Regions from separate parts of the Homo sapiens genome. Here region 2 is linked to region 1. The links are chromatin loops, found by intact Hi-C in ENCODE. Cell type or tissue: heart left ventricle. All regions are shown on one strand. Each heading gives the region's core, and the rest is flanking DNA. Links, peaks and the distances in the headings are about the cores only. Region 1 overlaps ARHGAP35 (Rho GTPase activating protein 35). Region 2 overlaps ARHGAP35 (Rho GTPase activating protein 35).

Region 1 (4,390 bases), core at 78-4,077:
AGGGGGACCCACGCCAAATAATAGAGGGCTGTGGCTACCACGTGAAGGGTTTTGTGTTTTTGTGCATTTATTGAATACTTACTGTGTGCCAGGTACGTGTCAGGCATTTTCACATCAATTTTTTATTTATTCCTCCTCCCAGTCTTAATGAGGTGATGTTTTTCATCCTTGATTTTGAGTTGAGGTAACTAAGGCTCAGAGAGATTAAACCTTGCCCAAGTGAGTGTAGCCACTGAGTGGAAGAGCTGAGATTCTGAACCCTGGTGTTCTGACTTCCACTTCCTGTGGATTTTCATCATCCAGTCTGCAGAAAAGTTGCTAATATTCAACAGTCAGGTGCCTATATTTAGACCACTCAATCAGTCCAGTCGATTTGTTCATTCAAACAAAAGATCTTTGATTATCTGAAAAAATCCATTTCTCCTCACTGCCCCCCAGAACAGCACGGTGCTGTTTGTTTCTAGCTTCAGAGCCTAGTTGAGTAGAGGACAAAAAAGGCATGGAGACATTGAAATAGCAACTGGAACTTTGAGAAATTGTTTCTCACTGGTGTCACTCGATTCTCAGTTTATTTTAAGCCTGAAGAACTTCTGTAGTGTGTTTTTGGTGATAAAAATAGACTATCTTTAACTATCTGCCTTAGCTTACAGCATACCTGTTCTTAAAAAAAAATTACGATAGGCAACCCAAATCTGTTTTTAAAAGAACTGGGAATTGTGCTGATGCCTCACTGAGCCAACTTGGTCTCCTCCACCACCTGGTGATACTGAAATACCTTTGTAGGGACTCAAATTATTCCAGCTCTAGTCAGGAATCACCTTTGCTTATAAGGCAAAGGCCTTCCAAATGGATTTTCTACAGCATTTGAGAGAAGCAAGCAATAAGAACTGACCCATAGCGTTGGAAAGTCCAAATTCAGTGTGTGTTGAACTTCAGGCAAGTGTTCATGAAAATGTACCTGGAACTAGTGGGCCCTCCTCGCTGTTTGGCTCCAGATCACACTGGCCACGAGTTGTCTTCTCGGGGGGGTGGATCCGCGGTCACCAGACTTCATGCCTTAATAGAACAAAAAGCTATGGTCTGCGCTGGGCGCGGTGGGTCACACCTGTAATCCCAGCACTTTGGGAGGCCGAGGCAGGCACATCACTTGAGGTCAGGAGTTCGAGACCAGCCTGGCCAACATGGCGAAACCCCGTCTCTACAAAAAATACAAAAATTAGCCAGGTGTGGTGGTGGACGCCTATAATCCCAGCTACTCGGGAGGCTGAGGCAAGAGAATCTCTTGAACCCGGGAGGCAGATATTGCAGTGAGCCAGGATCATGCCACTGCACTCCAGCCTGGGCAACAGAGGGAGACGGTCTCAAAAAAAAAAAGCTATGGTCTGGATTTAGTTAGGTCCTGCAATAGGATGACATGTCTCCGTTTCTTTCTCCATTATTTAAGATTAGGGATGACAGGAAGGCCAGGACTTTGTGGTCCTTCCTGTTCATCCGTAAATAAAGATGCTCCAAGATGGTGAGTGACTGAGTCATGGTATTAACTGCCAGCTTGAAGGAGACCATATCTAAGCATTTGTGCTTTAATAATAGATTTTGTCAGCAAGAATACATCTGCCTTCAGGTTTTCTTTTAAACTTGGGCGTGGAATTTTTCAGAGCCCAGAAGGGGGAGCACCGGTTAACCAAGAATACATTTGGAGCATAAGCAAATAACTTAATTAAAAAGGTCCTTTTGGAACTCTTTTGGAAATAGAAGAGAATAATTGCCAATCAGAAAGGCACGATGTTGAATACTGAATGCAAGAAAGTGGTTTAGGGAACAGCTGTAGTAATGCCACTTATGGAATCTTTCCGATTTTCTAAGACTCTACCAGTTACAGTTAGTCCATAGTATGCTACCACACAACTTGGCAAGCCATGGGTGTGACCCTCTGGGGCTCTGTGTATTGATTTCACTCTCATCCTCATTCAGATGGCACTGTCCATGTTCCAGACTACATTCCGTATATGGTGTTACCTGTTACTCTTTTTTTTTTTTTTTTTTTTTTTTTTACATAAAACATTAACGCCGGGCACAGTGGCTCACACCTGTAATCCCAGCACTTTGGGAGGCCGAGGTGGGCAGATCACTTGAGGTCGGGAGTTCAAGACCAGCCTGACAAACATGGAGAAACCCCCTCTTTACTAAAAGTACAAAATTAGCCGGGCTTGGTGGCACATATATGTTAATCCCAGCTACTCAGGAGGCTGAGGCAGAAGAATCACTTGAACCCAGGAGGTGGAGTTTGCAGTGAACCAAGATCGCACCATTGCACTCCAGCCTGGGCAACAAGAGCGAAACTCCATCTCAAAAAAAAAAAAAAATTAAAAAAATTTTTTAAAAGTTGGGGTCTCACTATGTTTCTAGGCTGGTCTCAAAACTCTTGGCCTTAAGCAGTCCTCCCATCTGGGCTTCCCAAAGTGTTGGGATTACAGGCATGAGTCACTGCACCTGGCTGGTGTTAACTGTTTTTTAAAAAGGCCAGACATGGTGGCTCACACTTGTAATCCCAATGCTTTGGGAGGCCGAGTTTGGCAGATTGCTTGAGCCCAGGAGTTTGAAACTAGCTTGGGCAACATGGCAAAACTCCGTCTCTACAAAATATTATCTGGGCGCGGTGGCACACACCTGTAGTCCCAGCTAGTTGGGAGGCTGAGATGGGAGAATCACCTGAGCCCAGGGAGGTCGAGGCTGCAGTGAGCCATGATTACACCATTGCACTCCAGCCTGGGCAACACAGTGAGACGCTGTCTCAAAAAACCAACTAGAAAACCGAGTTCCGATGCCTGGTTCCCCACCACCCCACCTGCTTCCAGTCCAGTTAAATCAAAATCACTAGGGCTGGTGTCCAGGCACTTTGAAAAAAAAAAAAAAAGACAAAAAAAGGCAGTGAATCCAACAGGCTGGGTTCTGTTTTTTATTTCCTTTATTAGATGTGTTACCAAGCATTTAAAAGGTTTAAACGGCTATACTAGATGGTACAACTCTAGTGAACATATTTTCTGACTCTAAAATCTAGATAAGTAACTTTACATTTATAAGGTTGTTTATGGAGACCAAAAGAGAATATTTGAAGTTGACAGCGTAGGGTCAGTAAGTAGCCCTCCCTGCTGTTCCCACAGAAGATAGAATATTCTTACCTTTTTCCATTGTTGCATAGCTGGTACTTGCTCATGTGGTACCTAGATGAGCTTTGTTTATTGTGGATATGTCTTCTGTTACCAAATAGATTGGAAGTTCATTGAGGGCGGGAGACGACTTTGGTCCTAGTATTAGCTCTGCTGCCAGTTTGTTATGTGGCCTTGGGGTGATTCATAAATTCATTAAAAAAAAACAAACCAAGACTCTTGCCTTCTAGGAACTTAGCCTAGTAGAATATTTGTTGTATGTGTACGTAAATAACTGTACCTCATTCAGTACCTACAGAGGGAATTAGGACTTCATCTGGCGGTTTTTAAAAGGCTTATGATATAGTACTGCCAAAGTATGAACAAGGCCTTCTGAGCCTCACCTCCTCACACACTAGTGTGAGCAGCACAGTGTAAGGAGAAATGAGAATCTCTACCACAGAGATAGTCTGCGTCTCAGCTCAATTTGAGAAAATAGAAAGGAACATTGGCCCAGTACATTATTGGAAACTGTTTTTGTTCAGCAAATACATTGAGTGCCCACTGCACGTCAGGCCCTGGAACCCAACCATCTTCCCAGCTGATAGAAGGCCCTTCTTTTGGCTCTTACCTATCCCCTGGCTTCCATTCTACTCTTTTTCTTGCCCCAGTGGACTTGGACAGGGTCTGTGGACTGGGCTTACAGCCGAGTGGGGAGCAGAGGCAGTGACAGATGCAGCTTCCTACTCTGCCACAGTCGGGAGTTTCCTCTTTATGCCCTGTGTCTGAAAAGCCGAGAGACCAGAGGTAGTTGCCAGGCACCATTTCTCCCCAGTGCACCACGGGCATAAACTATTATTTATAAACTTTGCCATGATTAATATCAAGACCAAAAATCAGGTGTGTTTTTAAGCAAACTATGAGGTACAAAGCAATGGACTATGTTGTTCATTTTTTTAAAATCAGTCTAAAAGGCCAAGGTGAAGGTGTTTCAGGCTGGCCCAGTCCTTTGTGTATGGCAGTGGCATTTCTTCGTGGAGGAGATAGACCATGCAGGGGAAAGAGCATGGGGCTTTGGCATTCAAAGATCACCGTACACTAAGTGCTGGCTGTGAATCTCCATGAGTCTCTGTTTTCTCAACTGTAAAATGGGTCTAAATAACCCTTACCTTGCAGAGTGGTCGTGAAGTTTTGAATAATTGTGCAGAGCAGCTACCACCATGCCCAGCCACTCCTAGGGAATC
Region 2 (4,390 bases), core at 109-4,108, 46 kb after region 1:
CGGAGGCTGCAGTGAGCCAAGATTGCGCCACTGCACTCCAGCCTGGGTGACAGAGCGAGACTCCATCTCAAAAAAAAAAATTGAGACAGAATCTCGCTCTGTTGCCCAGGCTAGAGTGTAATAGCACAGTTACAGCTCACCTCACAACAGCCTCAACCTCCAGGCTCAAGCAATCCTCCCACCTCAGCTTCCCAAGTAGCTGGGACTACAGGTGTGCATCACCACACCTAGCTAAGTGTATCTTTTCTAACACCACTTCTTCAGTTTTCTGACACCACTGGGTGTCTGTCTAGCAATTCATTTAATTCTGACACTAACTCCCAAAGTTAGCATTAGACTCCATAAGTTCAAGGGCTCAGTCCCACAAGACTGCCCTTCAGATGCCAGTTGCAAGTACTGGGTGACTAACCAGAAGTAAGCTTACCCACACTTCTGTCCTACTTGCCTTCAAAGTCTGGCGTTACCATCCCATTCCTCCCTGGGTTCCATAATTTGCTAAGATGACTCACAGAATTCAAGAAAACGCTTAACATACATTTGCTGATTTATTATAAAGGATATAACTCAGGAACAACCAAATGGAAGAGATGCAAGGGACAGGATGTATGCAAGGGCGGCGATTCACCAGGAGCTTCTGTGCCCTCTCTGGATACACACTCTCCCAGCACCTCGATGTGTTTACCAACCCAGAAGCTCTACAGACCCTGTCACTGAGGGTGTTTATGGCGTTTCTGTGATGTCCGCTTGATTGATTAACTCATTGGCCATTGGTGATTGAGCTCAATCTCCAGCCCCTCTCCCCTCACCCCCAGAGGTCGTGGGTGGGGCTGACAGTTCCAACCCTCTAATAAAGGTTTGGTCTTTCTGGAGACCAGCCCCCATATCCTGCACTATCTAGGGGCCCACAAGAGTAACCTCATTATCATGAAACTCAGGTTTGGTTGGAAGGGGCTTGTTTGTTCTGAGACGGAGTCTCTCACTGTTGCCTGGGCTGAGTGCAATGGCACGATCTCGGCTCACTGCAACCTCCGCCTCCCGGGTTCACACAGTTCTCCTGCCTCAGCCTCCTGAGTAGCTAGGATTACAGGCGCATGCCACCACACCCGGGTAATTTTTTGTATTTTTAGTAGAGACAGGGTTTCACTATGTTGGCCAGACTGGTCTCGAACTCCTGACCTCGTGATCGGCCTGCCTCGGCCTCCCAAAGTGCTGAGATTACAGGCATGAGCCACCATGCCTGGCCAGAAGGGGCTTGTTAATGAGTAACAAAAGATACTTCTATCACTCAGGAAATTCCAAGACTTTGGGGAACTCTGTGCTAGGAGCCGGGGACAAAAACCAAATATATATTTCTTCTACTACACTGCCCCATCCCCTCCTGCAGGGGTCCTAAATTTAAGACCTTGCTAGTGGGCTTCCTGCACCCTTCTGAGGGTGCGCAGGAGAGGAGGCTGCCAGCCTCTACATCTGGAAGGAGCACCAGGGAGGGCCCAGCCTGGGGCTGGGAGCTCAGGGGCCAGTGTGCCGCGGCAGCACAGTGAGAATCCTGGGCCTGTGTGGGGCTTGTTCTTCACTTTACACCCCATACATGGTTTATTAGTTAATCTCCCGTGAGCCAGAGGACAGTATTAATCTCAAAGTAATGCTAATCCCTTTTTACAAGAGGAAACAGAAATCCCCAAGTCCTCTGGCAGAGGCCGTTCACAGCCCATCAGAATGGAAAAGGCCTACGTTCCAGCCCTTTTCCTGTCTTCTCTGCTTTAGGCTGATGAAGCTGTGAGTTTTATAGCATTGGACTGAGCAGATTCAGAATTTTACCAAATACCTTCCCACTTGGAAAACAGCCACCCTGCAAAAAACCTCCGTGTTTCCCTCCACATTCATCATAGCCACCAGTTCCTAGAGCTATCATGAAGGAGAGTTGGCGGGACGAGAGCTGTTAAATTCAGTTAGTTACTATTTCCCTGCAGTCAGCCTAGATCTATGTAATTCTGTCTTTCAGAGAAGGCAGCTAATTTCAGTATAGATACTCCCATCTATCACTGTAACAGTTTAATAGGTACGGTTATAGCTTGAATACACCAACAGGCTTTATGTGAGTAATTGCCGTATTTGCACTGCTTTGAATTGATAAAGTGCTAAAATATGAGGTATACTGTTTCATATGCTGTGATTTTTATGGGGGCTGTCTGTTACTTAATCTCTCTCCCTCCCCCTGTAATTCTAGTTTTACTAACAAATTGCTTTCCCACAGTCCAAATAGTTTTAAAACAAAGCTTTCTCCTTTTTTTTTTTTTTTTTTTTGCTACCATTCCTCACCACCCTCCCGTTTTTCTGCTTGCTTATAAGTTAAGCACAAGTCACTTGCATTCCAGAAATTCCCCATTGCCATAAAGGCAGGCAGTCAGCTCGCCAGCTCTTGCCTGTTCCAGATAAGCAGGGTTCATTTAGCTTGTGACTCGGCATTGCTAGCGGATTTCCTCAGGCCCCAGTGCCCTGATCAGAACAGTGTGCCCTGGCACACCGCCTGGAGAGCCCAGCAGCCAAGGAGAAGTAGAGCTTGTTTCACAAAGTAACCCTGGCCTTCCATCCAAGACAGAAATAGTCTGGGTGGCGGCCCAAGGCCCCGAGACGGTTCCAGCCGGCTGCTTTGCCTGGCTGTCCCGGCTGCACTCGCCTTCTCCATGGTGGGGAGCTCGGGCAGACAGGTTGCTCTGGCCTGAGCGTGCCAACCAGGCCCATGGCCTGTCCTGCCATATTTGCCAAGGCAGTACAAACAGGACGGTACAGCAGGCTGTCCTGTGAGAGTGGTCCCAAGGAGCAGTACCCACTCTCGGCTGCAGGACCTTCTCGGGCCCTTGGTGGAGCTGGCCTGACTGTGCCATTGAATTATCACCTGGGGGCTCCGGTGGCCCTTGCTCTTGCTCTGTGTCTGTCTGTTCATCTCACTCACACGCACACCTTCTGTGCTGCCTTGCTCATGAGGTTTCACACCCAGCAAATCCCCATGCCTCTATAACCCCTGTCAGTTTCCTTGACCTCTGCTTTTTTCCTGTTCATTTCACCAAAGCCAGTGAAGCACAGATGAACTAACCTCTTCTCCTCCGTGTTACACTCACTGTAAAAACATCTAAGACCCGCATAAGGTCAGTCTGGGAAGGCTGAGCCCTGATAAAAGGCGACAGAGCAGCCCATTAGCAAGAATGTGGCCAGCTTCTGCAGGGGGCGTGGCCCTGTGGGGACTCCCAGCCACAGCCAAACCATGGCTCTGCCCTGTAAAAGTTAACAGCCAGGTCTGGAGACCAGACTTAACAGCAGCACATGACTGGCTGTGGCGAAATAATGAACCCACTACGTTCCTAGTGAAGTTACCGGGAAGAAGGGGAGGGAGAAGGCTTCTTGGTGAATGTAGAACCTCAATACATCTGGAAAGGAAAGTAGGAGTTGGATGCTCCAGCCGCTTAGGGAGCAGCTCCTCCATGCTGGCCCCAGTAAGGCACAGGCCCCTTGAGAACAAACACTTGAGTCGCCTTCCTCCCTCTCTTCAGCTGGAGAAACGCTGCACTTTTCTTCCTCCTTCCCTCCTTTCTGAAGACAGCTACTGAATGCCTTCCCTGGTACTAGTTACTGTGCAAGCCCAATACACAGACGGGTGATGAGAGGACTCTGCCTGCTCCTGTGAACTCAGGGGTCTACCAGGGGACCAGCATTAAGCAGCTAATCACACAGCTATCCAGCGACTTTCACATGGTGCCCAGGGCTGTCCAGGAAGAGCATGGAGACAGTGCCTTGTGGTGATTGATTAAACACAGACTCTGGAATCGGACTGCCCGGGTGTGAATCCCAGCCCTGCCATCTGTTTGCCACGTGGCTCAGTTTGTTCAGTTATAAAATGGGAAGAAGAATGGTAGAATACAACTCACAGAGCTGGTGTGAGGACTGGGTGAGACAGTGCATGTAAAAGGCTTATGGCTGGCCTTGGCCCAGAGTGCCGGCACTGCGTAAATGTAAGCAATTGTTGGGATCCTATAACAGGAACTTAATTTAGTCTAGGAGTCAGGGGAGACCTCGGAGGGAGCATTGTTTAGTCACAGAACAGAGGTAAAAGTGGAAGGAACAACTGTAGGGAGGCCCTGCAAGTTCATCAGGACTGCAGTGAAGTATAAGGGGAGGGTGGCAGGCTTGAGCCTGGTGACAGGAGCCCCCGAGGCCACATGTTGAGAAGTTTGTGTTGTACCCTAGATTTTTATCCTAGATTGCAGGGACTGGGATCAGCCTTCCTGCCTGAGGCTTACAGGCTTCTGACTCTGAAAAGTATTCTTTCTTAGGGAAGAGAGGCCAGGAAAGGAAGGGACACTGGGCTGTGATTGGTGACATGTTTGCCTCCTTT

The links. A loop is a pair of places that touch in the nucleus more often than their neighbours do. Peaks named below come from ENCODE experiments on the same cell type or tissue, not always from the same donor. Only the 100,000 strongest peaks of a DNase experiment are listed, where the experiment ranks them.
Region 2: it touches region 1 in a loop (2.4-fold over the local background); 37 of 110 quality-filtered maps call a loop at or near these places.

Annotation. Positions count from the first base shown.
Region 1 is chr19:46,927,567-46,931,956 of GRCh38, forward strand. All of the region lies in intron 2 of ARHGAP35 (Rho GTPase activating protein 35), which reads left to right. Among named protein-coding and RNA genes, the nearest start is that of ARHGAP35, 69 kb to the left of the region's middle. In heart left ventricle, for the core only: a CTCF peak has its summit at 1,651 (motif pointing right); no DNase peak of the experiment used is centred there; H3K27ac peaks cover 1,620 bases.
Region 2 is chr19:46,973,927-46,978,316 of GRCh38, forward strand. All of the region lies in intron 3 of ARHGAP35 (Rho GTPase activating protein 35), which reads left to right. Among named protein-coding and RNA genes, the nearest start is that of NPAS1, 44 kb to the right of the region's middle. RefSeq lists enhancers at 2,186-3,043, 3,044-3,899. In heart left ventricle, for the core only: no CTCF peak of the experiment used is centred there; a DNase peak (open chromatin) is centred at 2,535; H3K27ac peaks cover 3,292 bases.